Regions from separate parts of the Mus musculus genome. Here regions 1 and 2 are each linked to region 3. Evidence: chromatin loops called from intact Hi-C (ENCODE). Cell type or tissue: heart. All regions are shown on one strand.

Region 1 (8,000 bases), 570 kb after region 3:
ATGGATTTAAAAAATGTGCATTTATACAATACTGTATTACTTAGCACTTAAAAATCAATAAAAATTTGTAGGCAAATAAATCAAACTAGAAAAGATCATCTTGAGTGAGGTAACCCAGATTCCAGAAAGACAAATATGGTATGTCCTCACTTATAAATGGACATTAGCTGTTGAATAGAGGATAACAACCCACTCCCTGGGGCATCAAGTTCTCTGGGCCTGTAATGGAGAAAAGGATATCCAGACAGCACTGAATAACGCATATGGCAAAACATTACGGCAACACCATGGCTGGGTAGTTCGAGGGGTCTTTGCGTTAGCACTGAGGGCAGCGCCATCCTATGAGGACTTTGTAGCTGCGCTAACCATAAAAGAAGGCGACCACCAGAAAGAAGCTTTCAGTGCTGGCATGCAGAGGGACCTCAGCCTTTACCTCCCCGCTATGGAAAAGCAGCTGGCCATACTGGACACGTTATATGAGATCCACGGGCTGGAATCTGATGAGGTGGTGTGACAGCCACAGGACAGCACCTCCTAACTTCAGGGAATAAAGTCTGCTAAAGTGTTGTGTTGCCCTAGTTAATTTCCAGCAACAGCTTTGATACTCTCCAGCCTTTCCTTGGGGAGATGGACATGAGGAAGTCCTAGTGCTTTTATTTAGAATTGTTTTAATGCATATGTGTTTCATGTGTTTAAAAATCAAGGTGCTAAATAGTGAATCAAAAACAGTATCGTATTCCTGGAGGAATTGCAGAAATTACTGCCACTATCAAGGACTTGAAAGATGCAGGGGTGGTGGTTCCCACTACATCTCCGTTTAACTCTCCTATCTGGCCAGTGCAGAAAACAGATGGATCATGGAGAATGACAGTTGATTACCGAAAACTAAATCAGGTAGTAACTCCAATTGCAGCTGCTGTACCAGATGTAGTTTCGTTACTTGAGCAAATTAACACATCTCCTGGCACCTGGTATGCGGCTATTGATCTGGCAAATGCCTTCTTCTCAGTACCTGTCCATAAGGACCACCAGAAGCAATTTGCTTTCAGTTGGCAAGGCCAACAGTATACCTTCACAGTTTTGCCTCAAGGATATATTAACTCTCCTGCCCTGTGTCATAATTTAGTTAGACAATTATCTATGAAATGTTACAATTTACAGGCCCAGAGAAGCTAAGTAATAAGGAGGGCTCAAGACAGGGACATATGAATCTCACTGTGAAGGAAACTACAATAGACATTGAAGGTAGATGGGGGAGGGGTCTGAGTTGGTGTGGATGGAAACAGGAGGGATCAAGTCGGCAGAGGAGGGAGTGAGAGAGTACTAGGAAAGAAAACTGGAATGGTGGCGCATATCTGGAATGAGCTAGAAATCAAGTGCAATGGACTCCAAGCAATGGGGATACAGAGCCTGAACAGGCCATATCCTGTAACCAGGCAAGACCTCCAGTGGACTGATTGGGACACCAACCCAACCACAAACCTTTGACCTATAATTTGTTGTATGTACAAGATGGGCATGGATAAAGGTGGCACAGAAATTGTGGAGTGCCCAACCAATGAGTGGTCCAGATTGAGACTCATTTAAAGAGAGATCCTATCCCTGACATTGCCTGGAGGGCTGGGACCCAGAAGCTGGAGAGCCCAGAGACCTAATGTAGAACCAAACATGACTGGCCAAAAAAAATAATAATAATAAAGTCAATGAACTAATTCCTAATGATATTCTGCTATGCTCAAAGATTGGTTCCTAGTCCAGTCGTCATCAGAAAGACTTAATCCATCAGTGGATGGAAACAGATGCAGAGACCCACACAAAATATTCGGCAGAGTTTGAAACATCCTGCAGAAGAGGGAATGAAGGATTGTAGGAACCAGAAGGGTCAAGAACACTCCAAGAAAACCACAGATTCAACTAACCTGGCCCATAGGGGCTCACAGAGACTGAACTGCCAACCAGGGAGCCTTCATGGGCCTAATATAGGGCCCTCTGCACGTATGTTACAGCTGTGTAGTTTGGTCTTTTTGTGGGACTCCTAACAATGGGAACAGGGGTTGTCTCTGACTCTGTTGTCTATTTCTGGGACCCTTTGTGAAGAGAAACAGAGGAGGAATGGATGGAGGGGGAAGAGGAAACTGTGGTTGGGATTAAATAAATAAATAAATAAATAAATAAAATCTACTGAAAATGAGAAAAAAACAGGAAGCAAGAGCGAGTGCATAGATTTAAAGATGAGGATATACAAATGATAATGACACATATGAAAATATATTTAACAGTATAAGGCATTTGAGGAATCCAATTAAAACCAGAAACCTCAAAAGCAGAGGGAGTAAGTGAAATGTGTGTGCAGCAATTGGGAGTGTAAATGATATGGCCACTCTGGAAAACACTTGGGATGTTCTTAAGCCTAAACATGAAACTGCTGTATGATTTGCTAAGTTTATTCTAGGAGATTCATCCCAGAAAAACAAAAGTTCATCTCCATACAGAGAGCCAAGCATGGATGCTATAACAGGCTTATTTGACATAAACTGAATTGAAAATTACTGAAATCCTCAGAACATGGATAGTAAAACTGTGGTGCTTCCAGAGTGTGGAATAAAAAGGAAGAGTTGATATAGCCAGTGACCTGGCTGCATGTCCAAAGCATTATGTTCATGAAATAGGCCAATCTCAGTGGCTTACATCATGTATTATTACATTTCTATAACATTCCTGAAATGGCAGAATTATAAAAATGTAGATCAGATTAGTAGTTGCCAAGGCATAAAGAGAAGGTGGGAGCAGGAGGAAAAGACGTTTGGTTATTTTACAAAGCATCAGGAGGAATGTGTACAGTGATAGGAATATTGTACAACTTTGTGTATCAGTATTCATATTCTGGTTGTTACCATCTACAGTAGTTTTCTATGTTGTTGCTATAGTGGAAAGCTGAGTAAAGGGTCCATAGGATATTTCTATTATTTTTTACAACTACATATTACAACAATTTAGCTAAACTAACTTCAAATTTGGATTTAAACTGTGTATAAAAGAGCATCTGCCCACTTTGTTCTTCTCTATATTCCTTTGCCAATTCCTCATAACACATTTCCAGTTAGAAAGTTGGACTGATAAACCTTTGAAATGCTGAGGATGGATGTGTGAGAGACTCAGAAAATGAAAGCGGGAAGGGAAGTATTCCATATGAAAAAGTATATTTATTTGAAATCTCCTTTCCATTCTTACAGTTAAAACCCAATACCAGATACATCCTGAAAATAAAGCTGTCTCTTGTTATTCAACACTGCCTCTAGTGTCAGAGCAGTTGCAATACACTCTATGTATTCCTGGTCTGGAGGCCACAATAAGATGAGGATATCCAGATCTGACTGATTAGAGAAGGAACAAATCTCCCACAAGACTAGCTACACATTCTTATTTTGAACTGAAACAGATGTAGAGAATCATACTTCAGGACCTCATCTGGCTGGGACAGTATTCAGGAAACAAATGGGCCTTCTCAAGCCTGTATGTCAAAACCTGAGCTGTAGAAATCTTTGCAAACAAAAAATTAAGTTGGGCTGCAATGCTAACTGATATTCAGCCTAGGCTTTGAAAGAAAGTTGAGGTCTTTATGTTGGCTGTTGCAGTCTCTATGTTCTCAGACATGTCACTGGCTGTAGTGTGATTATATACCCCCATTACTCTATTTCCCTCTGCCAGGTCTGTTGTAGAACCTGTGGAGGGTTCTTCGTGAGAGTACATTAATGGAGGTACATTGTGAGAGTTGTTGAATGTCAGATATATACATTTCCTTTGTGATACAGCTACTCTTTAGTTTGTTGTTATACATAGTGGAAGGAGTTCAGGAAGAAGATAAATTATCATATTTAGCTCTTCTGTGTACAAGCTCTTTCCATTACAAAAGTGCCATTTCTGTATGGGGCCGGGCCAGATAAGAGAGTGGAATACAGGATTGCATTCTCTATGTTTGTTGGCACTGGAGGATTTCCTACCAGGCTCAGGAATGATCAGGAGCCAGAATAATACATGTGCTCTTCCTTCTTGTGTTTGTAGAGGAATGTTTCTTGTATCTCCAGGAAGATGGAAAACTCTTCCCAGGCAGAAATCCACATTCTCAATCACCTTTGTTCATCATCCCTCACTCTCTTATCTACTTACTTCCTCTATCATTTTTCCCTCTGAGGGCATATGTCAGAGAATACATAGGAGGAGGGTATTAGGTATAGCCTTTTCAATTGCTCTAAAAGCCAGGTCCCAGGTATCTCTAAAGGCTGGATCTTCTGGTTATTTCTTAGGCAGTACTGACTCTAGTGTTATAATTGTTTCATGGTTTCATGAATTGAGCAATGACAAGAAGCTACCATCCAAATGTGCCTCTGCACACAATGATGATTAGTAGAAAAAAATTCATAAACTAGTTTCTGGGGAGAGAAGCAAAAACTTGGTATAAAGTCCACAGAAAGCATTAAGGCTCAGGAACATGAGCGTTGGCATCATGGTACGAAAGAAGAGAGGTGCATTGCCTAGTACTAATCATAATAGTTGAATGGAGTAAGTAAATTACTATCTGATCAGTGGGTTCATCATGCGACTAGAGACATGAATGTCATAATCTGGAAGGCTCATAGATGGTAAGAAAATGTGTTTGGGGCTAGAACAAACAGGGAAGAAACAGAGTTGGTGTCCATTGTATGCTTAATAGTGATATCTTCTAGTTCATCTCCTAGTTGAAGAGTTGTGAGCAAGAGAATGAAAAGATGCATCAGATTGGTCTATGGCTTTATGGTGCTGAGTCTAAGAGTAATATAACACAAAAAGATGTAGTGTATGTAGTGAGAGGTGTCTTGTAGGTGGAGACTTTTCAGTATTCTAAGTTAGTAGTGATTTATAAATTATAACCTACATATATCTTAATTGGATTTCAGAGATGATAAAATAGTTGTGTGATGGGCGTGAGGAAAACATTGTATCTTACAGTAATCTTTCTTCATGAGGTAGAACTTCAGGCTTATTACATAAGCATTCTACTATGTTTCCAGCTAGGTAATCCATTTGTTAGATGGAGCACATAGTCTAGGCTATGCAATAATAATGTGTGATCCAAGGTGATAAAATGGAGAGAAGAACCTTTATGAAAATCAGAAGACAGGCAAGAGAGGGCCTAGTCATGGGCAAGTACAAACTGACTCATGAGGGTTTAGATAGGTGTTTTCTATTTAGACCTAAAGTCAAGTATTTGCCAGTTGCATGAGTGATGAGAATTTTTGGGAAGCCTATTCCAGGTTAGTCTAAGGCAACATGCAGTAACCACAAGGAAACAGTTACCAACTTGCACCTCAGCTTCCTATAAGCTGTGCAAATTAGTGTGGAGATTAAATGAAAAAGTTGCTAGACCCCCAAATGTCCCTGTATAATTTATTTTTCTTGGTGGTTCTCACTGAATTTAAGAAAAAAAAAGCCTCTCACATGTACAAAAATAGTCTTTGAGGACATATTTTCTTGTATTTTAACCAAATCTCTCAATGCCTCAGTTTTTTTTTTCTTATGTAGAAATAGTCAGAGAAGAATCTGAATATCTAGGACATGGTATATTGGATCTAGTCCCAGATTTATCATTACAGAGAGTTGGACCTACGGGCATTTGTGTAAGTATTTTTACAAGCAAGACTTTTAAGGAATCTGATTTGTATTTTCATGAGTTCTCTTACCAATTCCCTGAAAAGTTCTGTAAAATTTCCCATTGTCAATACATTTCAAAGCTCCACTCTTTTTGTGTGGGCTAGAACTTCTATAGCAAGGTGTCTAAAGAGTATAAATTAGGTAACAATCCATAAGGTTTGTCCCTTAATTCTAGCTTTCATCATCTCCAATTCTATATTAAATCTCTTCTTGTCACCATCATCTTTTCCTCTGATAAGCATCCAGCCCACCTCATTCCCCATCTGTGGTGTGTGTGTGCTCGTGCACACACCTCAAACATACTCTGTCATTAAAAATAGTTAAAAATAAGGATGAGCTATGGCTTGGAAAATTATTCCATAGTTTGTAGAAAACATAAACAGAAAAATCAAAGTGAGTAGAAGCTGCTTTTATTAGATATTTAGTTGTTTGAGAAGGTTAGAGTGCAGAATGTGGGAATATATCACGGTTTATGGAGGAGGAATATATTAATAATTCATGTTTTATTCATTCACTCTGCAATGCTGTTAGTATCATTTACATATAAGAAACACATAGGGGAACTGACCCTGACCCACAACTCTCCAGAACAAAATACCGCTGGGAAAGGACTGGTCTCCCAGGAGTGCTGACACACCTACACAGGTAAGACCACCACTTTTGTTCAAATTCCTAGCCCAAGAGGGACCCACCCAGAGCCATCAGGAGACAAGAACCAAGGAACAGCCAGGGACAGGGTCCTTTTGGCTTCTGTCTGCACCCCAGAGCTGACCCTGTGCCACAGCTCTGCATACCCAAATTCCTCCAGGAGAGAACTAGTCTCCCAGGAGTACTGACACACAGGCTTGCAGGAGGGAAAAGCCACAGTTGGAGACAGCAAGACCAGCTAACACCAGAGGTAACCAGATGGCAAGTGGCAAGGGCAAGAACATAAGCAACAAGGTTATTTGGCATCATCAGAACCCAATTCTTCCAACATAGCAGGTCTTGTATGCACCATCATTGGAAAAGTAAGACACCAATCTAAAAATCACTTCTCATGATGATGAGAGAGGACTTTAAGGACATAAATAACTCCCTTAAAGAAATACAGGAGAACACAGGTAGAAGCCTTTAAAGAGGAAACACAAAAATCCCTTAAAGAATTACAGGAAAATATAACCAAACAGGTGAAGGAATTGAACAAAACCATCCAAGATCTAAAAGTGAAAATAGAAATAATAAAGAAATCACAGAGGGAGACAACCCTGTAGACAGAAAACCTAGGAAAGAGATCAGGAGTCATAGATGCAAGCATCACCAACAGAATATAAGAGATAGAAGAGAGACTCTCAGGTGTAGATACCATAGAAAGCATTGACACAACAGTCAAAGAAAATGCAAAATTTGAAAAGCTCCTAACCCAAAACACCTAATCCAGGACACAATGAGAAGACCAAACATAAGGATAATAGATAAGAAGAGACTGAGGATTCCCAACTTAAAGTGTCAGTAAATATCTTCAACAAAATTATAGAAGAAAACCTCTCTAACCTAAAGAGAGATGCCCATGAACATACAAGAGGCATACAGAAGTCCAAATAGATTGGACCAGAAAAGAAATTCCTTCCGTCACATAGTAGTCAAAACACTAAATGCACAAAACAAAGAATATTAAAAGCACTAAGGGAAAAATGTCAAGTAATATATAAAGGCCAACCTATCAGAATGACACCAGACTTGTCACCAGAGACTATGAAAGCTAGAAGATCCTGAGCAGATGTCATACAGGATAATACAAATGCCAGCCCAGGATACTATGCCCAGCAAAACTCTCAAATACCATGGATGGAGAAACCAAGATATTCCAAGACAAAACCAAATTAACACAATATCTCTCCACAAATCTAGCCCTACAAGGGATAATAGACAGAAAACTCAAAGAGTTTTTACAAAGAGTGAAACTACACCCTAGAAATAGCAAGAAAGTAATCTTCTTTCAACAAACCAAAAAGAAAATAGCCACACAAACATAAAAATAACATCAAAAATAAAAGGAAGCAATAATCACTATTCCTTAACATCACTTAACATCAATGGACTCAATTCCCCAATAAAAAGACATAGAATAACAGACTAGATACATCCTATCAGATCACTACGGATTAAGGCTGGCCTTCAATAGCAACAAAACAACAGAAAGCCTACATACACATGGAAGCTGAACAATGCTCTCTACTCAATGATAACTTGGTCAAGCAATAAAGAAAGAAAGAAATTAAAGACTTTTTAGAATTTAATGAAAATGAACGTACAACATACCCAAACTTATG
Region 2 (8,000 bases), 830 kb after region 3:
CCTCTTGGGTGCTGGGGTTACCCCATTCCCATTATAGTTTATTAGCTCTTTTTTGTTTTCCAGGAGAAATGAATATAGCTAGAAAGGACTAGGAGTGAGGAAGAGGGACGAAAGGGCATGGCAAGTGATTAGGAAATGTTTTTTTCCCAGGGGGAAAAGGGGCCATTAAGGAACAGTGTGTGCTCGTTTCGGCTGCTGATGGTCAAAGTTAAAGAGCCTGAGAAAAGGGGAAAAGTTTGTTTTATTTGAACAAGTTAAGGTACTAGGCACACTGTCCCAACTGGTCAGGGGTCAGGGAACACAAACAATTCAACTAATAACTTAGAAAGCAATGGCTGTGACCGGCTTTGTTATAGGGAAACATGGCAGTCCTATACAAGTCACATGCAGAAGGTTGGTTTTGGGGCAGTAAGTCTACTAGAAAACAAAAACTGTGGAAAGATTTTCATAATGGTTTTGGTTGGTTGGTTGGTTGGTTGGTTGGTTGGTTGGTTGGTTTGCTTTGTTTTTTGCTGTTCTGGGGATTGAACTCGGGACTTTGAACATGCTAGACAAGGACTTTACCATCTCCAGGAACCCAGAAAGGCATTAACTGGCCCTGTCTTCCAAAATCATAAAGTTCAGGTATAATTGAATATTGTCAGGTCTTCCTTTCATTAAAAATGAATGCTATTTGTTGCCAGGCAACTCAAGCGAACATAAACCTCCTGACCTGTGGCAAAGCAGGGCCTCCGAGCATTTCACCAGATGTTCTTAACTTCCTGGTCAAGGTTTGTCCAGGTAGTAGGCCAGCCTGTGCACTCTCTGCTGCAGAAATGAGCCCTTCAAGGTGAGGAATACAAGTCACCGGTGGGATGATGGGCTGACAGAAGGAGAGAGACTTGATGTAGAGGACTGAGTAAAGATCCTGTTTTAATAATGTGAGTGGAAATGACAATAACTGGTGACATTTACTTAGCACTTACTTTATGCCAGACAGCACCATCAAATACTGTGCCTTTTCCCTCTAATTATCCTTAAAGCAGAACTTCTCAGGATGGGGTATTTGTGAGGGAGTGCAGGAGTGGGGGCTGCCAATTAAAGCAGCTGCCTTTGCTTCTGCAACTCTTTCCAAGCCTTACAGCCCCTCTGCGCAGCCTGAGGTTATTTTTACTGACAGTTGGTTTCCCGGTGCAGCTGTTTCTCTCACAATTACTTCCCTGTTTAATTTTCTTCTTTACTAGTCCACAGTCCTGTTTAAAATGTCTCCTTCGAAGTGTTTGCTTGGTGTTTTCTTTCTGTTTGGTTTCTTCCAGCTTCACTGGGGTTTATCTGCCCCACAAGCCTTCTGCAGAAAATGTGTAATTTGATATTTTAGTGAAGTCCTGCTGTAAAAGAAAAGTGTATCTTTGACTTCCCTACTTCCCTTTGTAATTATTTTCCACTTCTGTAGCATTATCTCTAGTCTTCCCTTCTCCAACAAATACACTGACTTCCTCCTATATATTCTTTCACCTCTAGGCAGAAAGCAACATCTACTTTGATTAAAATAATCTTCTCTAAAATACTGATAAACACAAGGACTTCTCAGATCTCACATTTGTATTTAGACAGTTCAGCTCACTGGATCTCTTTGCTTCTCCAGCAAAGAGATCTTCTTGGTGTCTCCATCTATAAAGTGTTGGTAATAATAGCCATACTTCATAGAGTTATTATGAATCCTTCTTCTTTCTTTCCTTCCTTCCTTCTTTCCTTCCTCTTTCTTTATTTTTCATTTCTTTTTCTGTTTGTGTGTTTGTTTGTATAGAGTTCCTTTGTGTAGTCCTGGCTGTCCTGAAATTCACTCTGTTATTCCAAGCTAGGGAATTCTACTGCCCCTGCCTCCCCAGTGCTGGGATTAAAGGTGTGCCCCACCACCATCTTGTTATGAATACCAAATGAGTCAATTTATATAAAGAGATAATTTTAATTTCTGACATAGGGCAAGGGTTCAGTGACCATTTGCTATTGTTTTCACTGCCAGCACTATGAAGCTCCCTGGTGGCTGGCCATGGGTGATGTGATCCCACCCCCTGCTTTGGTGGTAAAATCCTGTGGGTAGGGTACCGCATATACCCTTAGAAGTTTATCTTTACGTGAAGCATATTAATAATGGGAAGAGAATTTAAGGTACCAAATTCAAAATCTCTGGTCTTGTCAGGAACAGTGGTGAGACACAGCTCAGCAGCCATTAGGAGCTACTGTCCCACCTACTCCCCCCACCCCCAACCCCTTAGGGGCCTGAAGTTGGGTAAAGCTGGATGTTTGACTACACTACAAAAAAATAATTTCAGGAGTATATGTGTGAACAAAAGTTAGTGAATTTATTATGCCAAGATAAGGGATAACACATACTTGAGATTTAAGCATATGGTAGAGGAGAGAGAGAGAGAGAGAGAGAGAGAGAGGGAGAGAGAGAGAGAGAGAGAGAGAGAGAGAGAACTAGAGAGGGATTACCAGGGGTTGGGGGGATGGCTCACTGACTTTGGAAGAGGACAATACACATCTAAGACCCAGATACAGGCTTAGGGACAAAGAAAGTTGTGCTTAGATATCTTCATTGATTCTGTGGCTTTCTAAGTTCAATTATTCAATGGTTTAAAATAAAACAAAGTTGAAATTAAGTAATATATATTATTTACAAAAGGGAATATCATATTTTTTTCTGCAAACTTTATATGCCCCAGTACAGGGGAATGCCAGGGCTAAATGGGTCGGTAGGGGAGCAGGGCGGGGGAGGATATAGGGGACTTTTGGAATAGCATTTGAAATGTAAATGAAGAAAATATCTAATAAAAAAATTGAAAAAAAATTTTTTTAATTTCCTTTTGTAAATTTGGAGCTAAGATGAAGAATGGACTATCCAGAGACTACCCCACCCGGGGATCCATCCCATAATCAGCCACCAAACCCAGACACTATTGCATATCCCAGAAAGATTTTGCTGAAGGGACCCTGTTATAGCTGTCTCATATGAGGCTATGTCAGTGCCTGGCAAATACAGAAGTGGATGGTCAGTCATCTATAAGATGGAACACAGGGCACCCAATGGAGAAGCTAGAGAAAGCACCCAAGGACCTGAAGGGGTCTGCAACCCTATAGGTGGAACAACAATATGAACTAACCAGTCTCCCCAGAGCTCGTGTCTCTAGCTGCATATGTAGCAGAAGATGGCCTAGTCGGCCATCACTGGGAAGAGAGGCCCCTTGGTATTGCAAACTTTATATGTCCCAGTACAGGGGAATGTCAAGGCCAAGAAGAGGGAGTGGGTGGGTAGGGGAGTGGGGGGGGGTATAGGGAACTTTCGGGATAGCATTTGAAATGTATATAAAGAAAATATCTAATAAAATATTCTTTTGTAAATAAAACTGCAAAATTGATTTATGTAGTCTGTAGTTTAGATTAATGGATGAGAGACGAATGCTAACACAATTAAACCGGTGGTGTGTGTGTAAGCTAGCCCCAGAGATCTGCCCATCTCCACCTTCTTAGTTTGGGGAGTACAAGCAATTACTACTACACTCAGATTTTTTGCCTGAACTTTGGCCAGCAAGACTAACTTACTGAGTGAGATGAAAGACAATTGAGAGACCTTGTCACAATCAGGTGGATGGCTCCTGAAGTTGACCCCTGGCTCCACGTTATGTGCACACAAACTCAATCAGGCAGACTCATGCATAACATACATACCAAAAGTTTAGTAACAGATATTTTGGGGGGTTGTCCAAATCACATAGTCTAGTATTTAATAGTACTGATGAATTACTCTTTAAATCATAAAGTAAAACTATGTTCAAAATATATGCCAGAATTGTTAACAGCACAGAAAATATCAGCATAGAGTTATATGGGGGAAAAAAACAAGATATAGAGCAAAATTATTTAAAATGTGATCAAGGCAAGAAACTACACAGATGGTAGTAAAAATGAATCTAAATGTTGAAACCATTGTCTCTGGGAGTATGTAAAATTTCTAAGTTTATTCCAATCTCCACAGTGCATGCATATTATTTTTGTAACGAGAAAAAGTAAAAGCCACAAAATTAAATCCTGGTGTAAATATAGAAAAAAGGATATGAAAATTGTTCAGAGAAGAAAGAGAAATGCTTTGAGACACAGAAATCCGTTCCTTTCCTGAGTATCAAAGAGATGCAAATGGAGCCAGTGCTGGGAGGCAGATCTTCAGCTATCACACTGATAAACAATTCTGTTAAAGATTACAATCTATGCTAGGCAGAGTCATAAGCATTTCACACCTATGGTGGGTGCTTGGAGAGAAAGGCCTGCGGAGGTTGGGTTCACAGAACACTGCTGCCATCTTCAGGAAGCTAATGGAATAGATAAATGTGTAATAATGTAATAGATTATTTATTACATTATTACATCCCTTATCTCTTTCCTTTCTGTTTCCTTCCTTTTTAGCTTCATTCTTTCTTTCCTTCCTTTACTTCTTTCTCCCTCTATGTCTTGCCTTTTCTTTTCTTTCTTTTTCAGTTGACTTGCCCATAAACAAGAAAGCCTCCAGGAAGACTTTACACCAAGTGATCTGTACTGCATGCCATGAATCCTTAGCAACAAGCTTTTATGTCAAAGAGATGGAGAGAACATTGTATGGCAGGTGAAGGGGTACATGAGTTTGTTTATCCCACATCGAGGGCCGATCCCTTCATTGGCTAGCACTGCCACTGTCTCTGCCTTACACTGCACTAATGAGAAGGACATTTTCAATGTTTTCATATGCTCCACTCTCTCCCTTGTAAAGATTGGTGCTTCATTGAATTTTATCAAAGACCCTCTGCTCCTCTGCCAATCCAAGGATGATAGAAAGACATGACTAATGTAAAAGACCTTGTACCTTTAAGGACTTGGAAGGCAAAGCCAAAAGGCAAATGCACTAATGAAACCAGCCTTGATAATCCTAGAAGGTTAGAGTGGACGACAATGAAGTTGTGGATGAAGAAGCCAGTGGTTCTCAACCTTCCTAATGCTGTGACCCTTTGAGTTCCCCGTGTGGTGATCTCCAACCATACAATTATTTTTGTTGCTATTTCCTAACTGTAATTTTGCTACTGTTATGAAATTGTAATCTAAATATTTTTGGAAATAAGGGTTTGCCAATGTGATCCCAACCCATAGGCAGAGAACCACTGATCTACTTTGTCTTCCTTCTCAGAAAGAAAAAAAAAGGAAATCAAAGCAAATCAAACCAAGTCCAAGCCAAGGCTCTTTAAAACAACATTGCCAGAGTCTGGGAAAGAGCCAAAGACTTGGCATCAGCCAAGCAAATAAAAAAGGCATCGCCAAATTGATAGGTAGTGGTATTGGACCCACTCTTGCATGACATCCTTTCCGGAGAACTCTGTGATTGCTTGTTTTGGTCTTAAAGAGTCAGCCCTAGCACTCAGTTCTCTCCCTTGAACAGGAAGAAGTAGAGCACACTCAATTTTCATGTTACTGTGTACAGCTTTTCTGTACCTTTTTTAAAAATTCAAGGCATTCATCTTTACTGTACTTAGCATTCATCTTTACTGAACTTGGAACTAAGTGTGTGTGGGGGGGGGGGGGAGTATTCAGTACTGCTCGCACGAGCTGCAGGAAAACTAGAGAGCCACAGTCCTCTGAGACATGTTGTCATAAGTGGAGGCAAACAACAGGCCTTTGAAAACACAAAGAAGCTAAAGAAAGAATGTCTAGGACTTGAGGGTCTATAACAGCTGTCATATGCATATTGGATCTCATGAAAGTTATAGGAATGATAAGGCATCCTGTGTGCTCAGAAAAGAGTCTTGGGAAATGTAATCTTGTCCCCTGTGGTAGTCTTTAGTTTCAGAACTTGTTACCTTGTCAAGGGCTGTCCCAACAAAGACCAAATCTGCAAAGCCTTGGAAAGCTCATAAACTTCAAAGAAACCCTTTAAAACATTAGCAAAGGGCCTGGCATATTTTAGTGGGTAAAGCCCTTGTATTGTAAACAGGAGGACCTGAGATTTCAATAAACTTGAAAGTAAGACAATTGAAATTATTGACTTCAGGAAGCAGACCCCAATGAAGAAAAACAATCTAGGAAATCTATTTTAAAGGCTTAGTTCATAAAATTGATGAGACTAGAAACTACAAAATTACAAAGAAGGAGAAGGAAGAGGAGAAAGGAGAAGAGGGAAGAAGAAGAGGGAAGAAGAAGAGGGAAGAAGAGGGAAGAAGAAGAGGGAAGAAGAAGAAGAAGAAGAAGAAGAAGAAGAAGAAGAAGAAGAAGAAGAAGAAGAAGAAGAAGAAGAAGAAGAAGAAGAAGAAGAAGAAGCAGCAGCAGCAGCAGCAGCCTGGCAAGCTGAAGATGCAAACACTGACACTGATGTTTTAGTTCAAGAACAGATTCTCAGGAAGAGCTGTTGTTACAGTTCAAGTCCAATGACTAATGATGGATCCACTGTTGACCAGGGAAGCCCGGTCCTTTTTTTTTTTTTTTTTTTTTTTTCCTATTCAGTCTTTCATTGGTGAGATGCACCTGTGCCAGTATGATGGTGTGTCACCAGCTTCACAGAAAGCCTGCTAGTTTAAGTGTTTACCTCATCCTAGAGAATTTGCGCAAACATTCAGAATGTTTTACCATATATCTGATACAATGGCCCAGTCAATTTGATGGTTTATGTATGTTTTAGTACACTTTTTAATGAAGAAAGGGAAAGTAACAAGTCATGTTGAGTCTAGTTCCTCAGAAGGTTAAAAATACAATTACCACATGACCATTCCATTCCTAAGTATATTATCAAAAGAAGTGAAAGCAGGGATACAGGCAGACAATTGTGCACTGATGTTCACAGAAGCATTATGCTCAACAGCCAAAGGTTGGAAGCAATATATGAATGTCCAACAGATGAGTGACTACACAAAATGTAATGGATGTGCTTTTAAAATGAGATAATAGCCTTTACATAGAAAGAAATCCAGGTCCAGACCGTAACCTGAATGAACCTCAAAAATATGCTTGGCGAAATAAACTAGACAAAAGGGACATATTTTCTGTAATTCTTCTTAAATGAAACTTATATGACAATTTAGATGCAGAATGTAGATTACAGCTTACCAGCAACTTGGAAAGGATCAAATGAAAATTTAACTGTTTAACATCTGTTAAATGCCTGTTTGGAGTGATCAGACAATTCTGGAAGTGGATATGGGAATAATTTCATAACAATGAGAATGTGTTTAATTCCACTGAACTATACAGTTTAAATTATTAAAGTGGTAAATTAGGGGGCTGGAGATGGCTTGATGAGTAAAACACTTGCTAAGTGGGAGAGCCTCAGTATCCAGCCAAGTGGCATATAGGTGTGGAGGTCTGCCTGCATCCCCAGTGCTCCAGGAAGTAGAGACAGGGCATCTCGGGGACAAGCTGACTGCCTAGGATACCTGAATTGGTGAGCTCTGGACTCAAGTGAGAGTTTAATACATAAGGTGGAGAGGAATCAAGAAAGGAACCCAGTATCAACATCTGTCTTCCACATATATACATGCATATTCCCCCTCACCACATATGCATGCAGACACATATATACAAATGTACATAACACTCACAAATGAGTAAAACATTAAACCTTACATTTTTCATTTGTTTCTGTGTGATGCTGGGTGTTAAATTCCATAACTCATGGTAATCAAATACCATGTATTGAGCCACATCTACAGCTGTATATTTTGCTACTGGGTGGGGGGGGGGAGAACAAAAAACAAGGTATTGGGAGCAAAGGGCTGTGTGTTGGAAACAGAGGAAACTTGAGTCAGAAAACAGAGGTTTGGAGTGGGATTTGGGAGGGTTTTCACATTATAAAATGGTACATGATATGACTATACTTGTGGGCTAAAGAGATCAAGATGACTAAAAACATACAATGTGATAGATGGTGAAATCCCCACAGACAGTGGCTATGTAAATGAACATGCTGGACAAAATTAAGTTCTAAATTCATAACGGGGCTGAGGTATTAG
Region 3 (8,000 bases):
TAGTCTCATTTCACTTTGGTGCTGTTACAAAGTGAAGGATGGAGGAAGGAAAGGAGAGAGAGAGAGGAGGAGGAGGTGAGAGAAAAAACACAGCCATCTTTTCCTAATTAAATTTCAGGATCTTCTCAGTATGTAGTTTTAATTCATTGAAAGTTTTCTTTCCAGTCTCCCTTCCTTAAAACTCTACTCACTCACTTCTTCTGTGTGAACACACACACACACTCACAGAGACAGAGAGAGAGAGAGAGAGAGAGAGAGAGAGAGAGAGAGAGAGAGAGAGAGAGAGAGCGCACATTACCCTTGATAGGAATCAAATCAGGCAAAGCAGTTCTGCCTCAGTACTTGCCTTTGTAACCATGCATGTAAACAACATTCAGGAGGTTTTTAGCCTTGAGAACAGTTCAACAATAATGGGTGCCATTCTACTTTTACTCAGGAAAAGCTGAAAGGAAACTAAAAGGCTTAATAGGTACAAATACTGTGCTCCTGTTACAATCAATAAATAATGCCAAAGTGAAAGAATAGCAGTATATGGCAACACACTGAATGATGCAGCTTCTGGTAACCCTCCAGCGAAAGCCTTTGTGAAGTTTTATGCTGCTAGTCACATTAAAGTGACCTCTGAGGGCCAGGACAAAATGTTCTCTTATTATCCTTGTATTTGTTTGTTTTGCTACTTAATGGCTTTCATTTTTAAGTTTAACTTAAATTAGGGAATGGTGAAAAAAAATAACTCTAAGCAACTCAAGGTTTGCCTTGCTGAATCCATCCAGGAAAGGATATGAGATTTGGACACAGATGCTTAGGTCTCTAGCCAAGAAGAAATTGCTGCCATGGAGCAAGGGGCTGGGGAGGCTAGACCTTCAGTTTCAAATCAATCAAGCAGTGTTCTCTACACATTTGATTCAATCTATTCTACTTTTCAAAAAATGGCCACTATCGTCCTCATCTCTTCACAGCTTAACCCAGTGTGATGTAATAAAGAACACAGTATAAAAAGGTATGTTTTGTGAGAGTTGTTCCCAATCTAGTGTACGACGAAATATTTCCACTAGGTCAGCAACACTTCAATTTTCAAGGAGATATCATGAAGGGAGTTTCACTAAGTATGATTTTTTTTTTCCTCTCAGAAATTCTACAAAGCAAAATTAGTTGACTTGGCCACAAGCCATAAATACTAATTAGGTCTGTAAGATTGTTTAATGTTTAAGCCTAAACATCAGCAGGCAGTCCTACAGACTAAAAGAGGGTTTCTCAATTGACAGCCTGAATGCAGAAGGACAAAAGCTAAACACTGCCTATAAAGGAATCAATTTCTCTTTAACCTGGCCACCAGAAGAAAACCTGATTAGGAAAGAAAAAAATATTATAGGGCTTCCAGGACTTGGCAGGGCAAAAGGAATTACCCAGGATCTTACCCAGGGCTCAGAAGATACCCACTTTTTTCCTTCTGAGTACATTGGCTACTTTGCATGTTTTTTTTTTCACATTTTCCTCTCAGCTTGGAAAGCAGAAGAGACAGGTATCTTCATGCCCCAACCCTAATATAGTCTTAGAAGCTTTGTCCTCATGTCAGGAGTCTTCTATTGAGCTATAGATACATAGATACATACTGCATAAGCAGGGTTCAAGTGTTGCCTCCAATTCCACCTCTTCACCATAGCTCAGACCCAGAACAACAAACAACCTTGCATTTATTTTCCAATATCAGCCACCTCATTTGAATGACACTATTTTAATGACAATAAATGTTGCCTGGGCACCATGAAGAGAGAAACATCTCCCTGCATTAATCTCACTAAGATCCTGAGGCATGTTTCAAAGCAAGCATAGGAGAATTTACACCTAATTAAAACCACGGGGGCAATGAAATATCAAAGAACAAATCTAGTTCCTTAGAATTAGAGTATTTTTGCTGGGCAGTGGTGGCGCACGCCTTTAATGCCAGCACTTGGGAGGCAGAGGCAGGCGGATTTCTGAGTTCAAGGCCAGTCTGGTCTACAAAGTGAGTTCCAGGACAGCCAGGGCTAAAAAAAAAAAAAAAAAGAATTAGAGTATTTTTGAGCTGTCAGTCCATCCATAATATTAGCAAAGGAGGAAAGGAGAAACAAAAAGGAGAAAATATTTATGTATAGGAGTGAGGGTAGGCAAGGAGGGAAAGCCAGACAGTTGTTTTTTTTTTTTTAAGAAAAAAAAAAAAAAAGATGCTGACTTAGAAGTTAAATACCAGAAAGGAACGGATTGGTTTTTAACCCTTGTAATTTTTGCTTTCCCCCTGCATACCTAAGAGCAATGACTGCTCCTTTGATAGAAAAACCATATGCTTTGTTAGATGTGGCACTGAACAGTTGAGGAGTAAAGAAAACCGAATAATCCAAAAAGCAGAAAATTTCTGGTAATAGAAAAAGTGAAAGTGTTTTATTTCACCATTAGAGAAGATAAAGTAGACATAGTTCTTAGGCCTCTTGGTACAAAGCAAACAGAAGACTAAAAATCCAGGCATTTTGTTTTTTTACCCTCATGTGTTTATAGACATAAAAGATACATCTGATTAGTAAGACTTATATATACTACCACATGTCTAGCTGTAAAGTCACAGCTAGGCAAGCCAAGTCAATAAAATTATTCAAATTAAAACTACTATACTTAATTTCATCCATTCAACACATATGAGGCAGAATGATGAGGTCAGAGAAAGAATAGGAAGATATTTCATCCAAGAGTAAGATATGAAAACTGTAATGAAACAAATTGGAAGAATTTTTAACTACTCAGCATATGTCTATACAAAATCTGATAGCATCTACAAGTAGTGTGGACGCTTTCCCTCAAAGTTTCATCTTGGGCTCATCAGACATTTTGTAAAGATTCTAGCTGCCTAAACACAAGATCACTCAGACCCATCTGAATTTATATTCACAGCTGACCTGGCTGTGCCATTAACTTCCTAATTTAGAAGAAAAACACATTAACCATATTTCCAAAAGCTAATAATTTTGGGGTATAACATTTATTATTTATTTATGTTCGAAAGGGCTTAGTTTTTTCTCCATATTGGCAAACAAAAAGTGCTCATACATTTTGATAGTTAAAACCCTGCCTCATTTTCCCTTCCTCTCTAGGAGACTCAATTATATCATCACAATTCCCAAGTTCTCGGTCTTAGAGACCCATAACACATTAAAACTAAGACTTAACATAAATGAGGTGCTCCCAATTGTCAACAAGCTCTACTCTCCAAGCAGGGATAGATAGTGTCCACATTCACCTGTTTCTTCCCACCATTTGTCACTGAAGTTGAAAAGGCCAACATGGACTGGAAGGAAATTCAGTCCTTCCCATTTGCTCCTTTCTCCTTCCTATTCTGGCCAGTAGGTGGCACCACAGATAGATGGCTATTTCGTTTCAGCACAAAACACTTTAAAAGCCTCAGGTTCTTTTGGTATGGCAATCTTTTATCCCGAGGAGCTGATTTGAAATAGTTTGTACACACCACAATTTATACTTTGTCCAAATTGATATTAAGATTGATGGAGTGGCCAGATAGTAAAGGAGAAAAGTTTTCTCTAGAGTTTTTGTTCTTCCCAGATCACTAGAGCACATATAAAGGAAATGTGACAAGACAGTTACAAATTTCTTACCCTGTGTGTGAATAAACACAGACAGCCCAGCAATAAAAGTTGACCCCATTTGCCAAATCTCTCAGTGCAGTCTCCGAATCTTCTAAAATAGAACAGCGGGGAAGGGGCACTGGGGTGTGGATGTATGACAGGATATTACAATAAAATGACTTGGGGATTATATACTGTTTGGGATTAGCGACACCTCAGCACCTTTCCATTAGTATTTGATAAATGGTTTTAAAAAAAAAACACAGAGCTAGCTGCTTAATATCTGCAGCAGGCAAGGACAATTAGAAAACATTAATTTTTGTTCTGTTCACACTCCTATTCCCAAAGCTAACCACACACATTCTAGGTTCTGGCTTCACCAATCAATCATTATCTACCACCATACAAAAAAACCGAGGTTTTATTTTAATTCTTGCATTTCAGACTTACTTTCTCACATGTGTTATTATGCTTCATGGGATATTTGACCCATAAACATTTCCTATTAAAACCTAATTTATGGTAAGTCAAGATGTAAGCTGTCATGCTTTCCCATCATGATGGTTATGCCTCTGGAACCATGAGCCCAAATAAACTCTTTCTTCTAAAGTTGCCTTGGTCAAAAATAACTAATGCATCTCCATATAGCTTGTCATAGTGGCTACATTTATTTATATTCCCACCAGCAGTATATAAAGGTTCTTTCTCCACACCCTCACCAGTATCTGTTATTTGTTTTCTTGGAGACAGCTATTTTGACTGTGGATAGAATCTCAGTGTAGTTTTCATTGATGGATAAAGATAATAAAATTTTCAAATATGTATTATCCCTTGTGTTTCTTTCAAGAAATGCGTGTAGTTCAGTCTTTATGTGGGACTCATAACAGCTGGAATGCGGACTGTCTTTGACTCTGTTGCCTGCCTTTGGGACCCTTTACCCCTATTGAGCTGCCTCCTTTAGCCTTAATATGAGAAGAGCTGCTTAGTCTTGCTGCAACTTGATATGCCAAAGCTGGTTGGTATTCATGGGAGGTCTTCCCTTTTCTAAGGAGAAAGGGAGGAGGAGTGGAAGGGGAGAAGAACTGGGAGGGGGAGGGGAAACTGAAGTCATAATGTAAAGTTAATTAATTATTTACTTAATTTAAGTCTGTTCAATTCATAGCCCACTTATCGGTTGATGTGAGCTTTGACACCTATTTTTGAGTTCCTTATATATTCTAGATATTAATCCCCTCTCTGAAATTGTCTTAGCTATAGCTTCTACTGCTGTGATAAACACCAAAACTAAAAACAACTTGGAGGGGAAAGGGTTTAGTTGACTTACATTTCCATAGCACAGCCTATCATCAAAGGAAGCCAAGGCACAATCTGAAGGCAGGAACAGAAGCAGACTTCGAAGGAATATTGCTTACTGGTTTGCTCCTCATGGCTTGCTCAGTCTGCTTTCTGATATATTCCCACAAACCAACCACCCCGGGTGTACCACAAACAATGCGATGGGCCTTCCACATCAGTAATTTTTTAAATGCACTATAGACTTAACTACAGGCTATCTGATGGAAGCATTTTCTCAACTGAGTTTAGCGTGTCAAGTTGATTACAAAAAAAAAAAAAGACAGACATATAGTTAGCAAAGATTTTTTCTTTCTGTGGGCTGTTTCTTCACTCGCTGTTTATTTCCTTTGCTTTTAGTGAAATTTTTACCTATTCCTGTATCTTCAAGTGTTTTACCTACGTTTTCCTCAAGAAGTTTCAGCATTTCATTCTTTTATTAAGGTCTTTTATCCAGTTTAAATTGGTTATTGTGCAAGATAAGAGATATGTATTTAGCCCTATTCTTGCACATGCAAATGTTTTCTCAGCATCGTTTGTTGAAGAGGCTGTCTTTTTCTGATGTATATTTTTAACACCTTTGTCAAAAAGTAGGTGGCTGTAGCTATGCGGTTTTAGAAATAGGTATATTTAAACAAAAAAATCTTTTTTAATAGGGAATATGATTCTGTATAAAGGAGTCTTTTTAATTTTATTTAAAACTAGAATGTGGATGAAAATGTGTGAGAGAATAACTAAAAATAAATAATAAATTATATTAAAAAATAAAAGCATGATGTTCTCAATCCTGGGATTCTCACTGATTTACAATAGTAAATGAACACCATCCCCTTCCAAACACAAACCATTATTGGACAAATTTGGGGTCAAAATGTAGCTACCAACTAGCATGACTCTAGCACCTTTCCAGCCCTGCCCAAAAGCTGGAGATAAGAACAGAACAATTAAAATTGGCAAGGCTTCATAACAACTACTGTGAGCTGCCATTTGGCCAAAATTAAGACAGTCAGGGCAGCAAGGGCAAAGCAGCACCAATTTAAATTGATTAACGTAGAACCATGGGTGAGTTGTCGTGGGCTAAGATGCAGCTTTACAAGGTCCAAGACCTGGGAGGAGAACTGCCAAGATGGCTTATTGGGTAAAGGTGCTTGTTGCCATGCCTCAGTTCCATCCCCTCATATGGCAGAAAGGGAGAACTAACTCTCAAAAATTGTCCTCTGGTCTCAACATACTCACTGTGGCACATATGTGGCCTCACATAGATAGATAGATAGATAGATAGATAGATAGATAGATAGATAGATAGATAGATAGATGTGCCCAACATACAATAGAAATAGAAGAAAAATAAAAATAGAAATGTAAGAATTAAGAGACAAAAGATAATGGCACTTTCATTTTTATTTTAATTATTTTTTAAAAATATGTGTATATGTGTATGTCTAAGTGTGGGTTTGTACACATGGAGGCAAAAAGAGGGCATCAGATCCCTTTGACTTGGAGTTACAGGCAGATGTGAGCCACCTGAAATGAGTGCTGAGAACCAAACTCCAGGTCTCTACACTCTTAACCACTGATCTTAACCACTCTGTACCCCACTTATTTTATTTTTTAATATCAACATCATACCTTTTTGCTGTGTGATACTCAACTTGCTCAGTTTCTCCATGCTTTGTTGTCTCAGTATGTTCAACTGCCTAAAACAAAAATCTATCACCAGGTGTGAGTTGATGGCTCAGCAAGGACTAGATTTCCCAGAACTCATGTAAAAGTCAAGTGGGTATGATTATACCTGCCTGTGTATAATACCAGCAGGTAAGAGCATAATGGCTTTTTCGTAATGCCAGTACACAAAAGGTGGAACAAATAAGGAACAGATAATCCCTGGAGTTAACAGATGACCCAGAATAGCCTAAATAATGAGCTCTGGATTTAGCAAGACCTCACTATATAAGGTCAAACATGATTGAAGGTGACATCTGATACAAACTTTGGGCTTCCATATGCACACATGTGCACATGTACCACCACACACATGTGAACACGCATGCACATATACATGCATGTATATCACACACACCCCAAAAACAAACAAAATAAACTACCACTCTCCCTTCTTCCAGAAATTCCTGACAATTGAATGCACTTTGCATGGATTACAATTAAATGATAAAAACAAAACTGTAAACAATTTTTAATTGTGTGTATATGTATGCATACAAGTTGTCTAGACATGTACCTCTCCTCTCTTAGTAAGTGATAAAGACATTTTAATGATTTCCATCCCGTTTATTCTCCAGCTGTGGAGAAATTAAGCATCCCAGCCCACTTAATGGAGCAGAATAAATCACTACTATTTATTCCCCAAGGTAAACTTCCATGGAACCAGCAGCTCTAGAAGGAACTCCCTTTGTGCTCCAAAACATGCTTATTTTAGAGGTGAAAGGATTTCCTTCCATGTCATTGGTCAGACCTCAAGCACTCCAGATGGCTATCTAATTGTCCAGAATGATTTTTTTCAGGAATCTAAGGTTTGATGTCAGCTTTTAAGGAACCAGATCTGGGATGGGAGTTAGAGTGATGGCTCAGTGGATTAAGCAAGCTTGTTACTCTTCTTTTGAAAATTAAAGTAGAATTAGATAATTTCCCCCTTCCCTTTTCTCCCTCCAATCCCTATCTCTACCTCCTTGCTTCCTTTCAAATTCTTTTTCTTTTTTTAATACAACCTTCTGGGTCCATTTAGTGTTGTTTGTATGTATATGATTTCAGGGCTGACTACTTGGTATTTAGTAACCAACTAGACAGCTCATCTGTGTGGTGACTAAGTCTCCCTCTCTTGGCAGTTCTTAGTTATCTATAGTTCTTTGTCAATGGATGGGACCCATGAGATTGGCCCCTTCCATGATAACATGTCTATTGGTATTATCTTTGTTCAGCTCTTGTTTAGGCAGCAGTATTGCTGATGTATCATGCGTGAACCTTCCCTGCCATTTATAGGAGACATAATCTCACACAGATTCCCTGGTCTTCTAGCTCTTACAATCTTTCTGCTCCTTT

The links. Peaks named below come from ENCODE experiments on the same cell type or tissue, not always from the same donor. Only the 100,000 strongest peaks of a DNase experiment are listed, where the experiment ranks them.
Region 1: a loop joins it to region 3, with 6 times the contacts of the local background. A loop is called at or near these places in 8 of 42 quality-filtered maps.
Region 2: a loop joins it to region 3, with 22 times the contacts of the local background. A loop is called at or near these places in 19 of 42 quality-filtered maps.

What each region holds. Positions count from the first base shown.
Region 1 is chrX:104,746,259-104,754,258 of GRCm38, forward strand. No RefSeq gene overlaps it. Among named protein-coding and RNA genes, the nearest start is that of 1700121L16Rik, 67 kb to the right of the region's middle. In heart, a CTCF peak has its summit at 3,303; no DNase peak of the experiment used is centred here; H3K27me3 peaks cover 339 bases.
Region 2 is chrX:105,002,371-105,010,370 of GRCm38, forward strand. Gm33486 (a long non-coding RNA gene) reads right to left here and starts at 1,526. Exons shown (of 3, transcript XR_387034.2): 1 at 966-1,526; 2 at 713-862. In heart, a CTCF peak has its summit at 4,343 (motif pointing left); no DNase peak of the experiment used is centred here; H3K27me3 peaks cover 1,654 bases.
Region 3 is chrX:104,176,077-104,184,076 of GRCm38, forward strand. All of the region lies in intron 1 of Nexmif (neurite extension and migration factor), which reads right to left. Among named protein-coding and RNA genes, the nearest start is that of Nexmif, 21 kb to the right of the region's middle. In heart, a CTCF peak has its summit at 3,374 (motif pointing right); no DNase peak of the experiment used is centred here.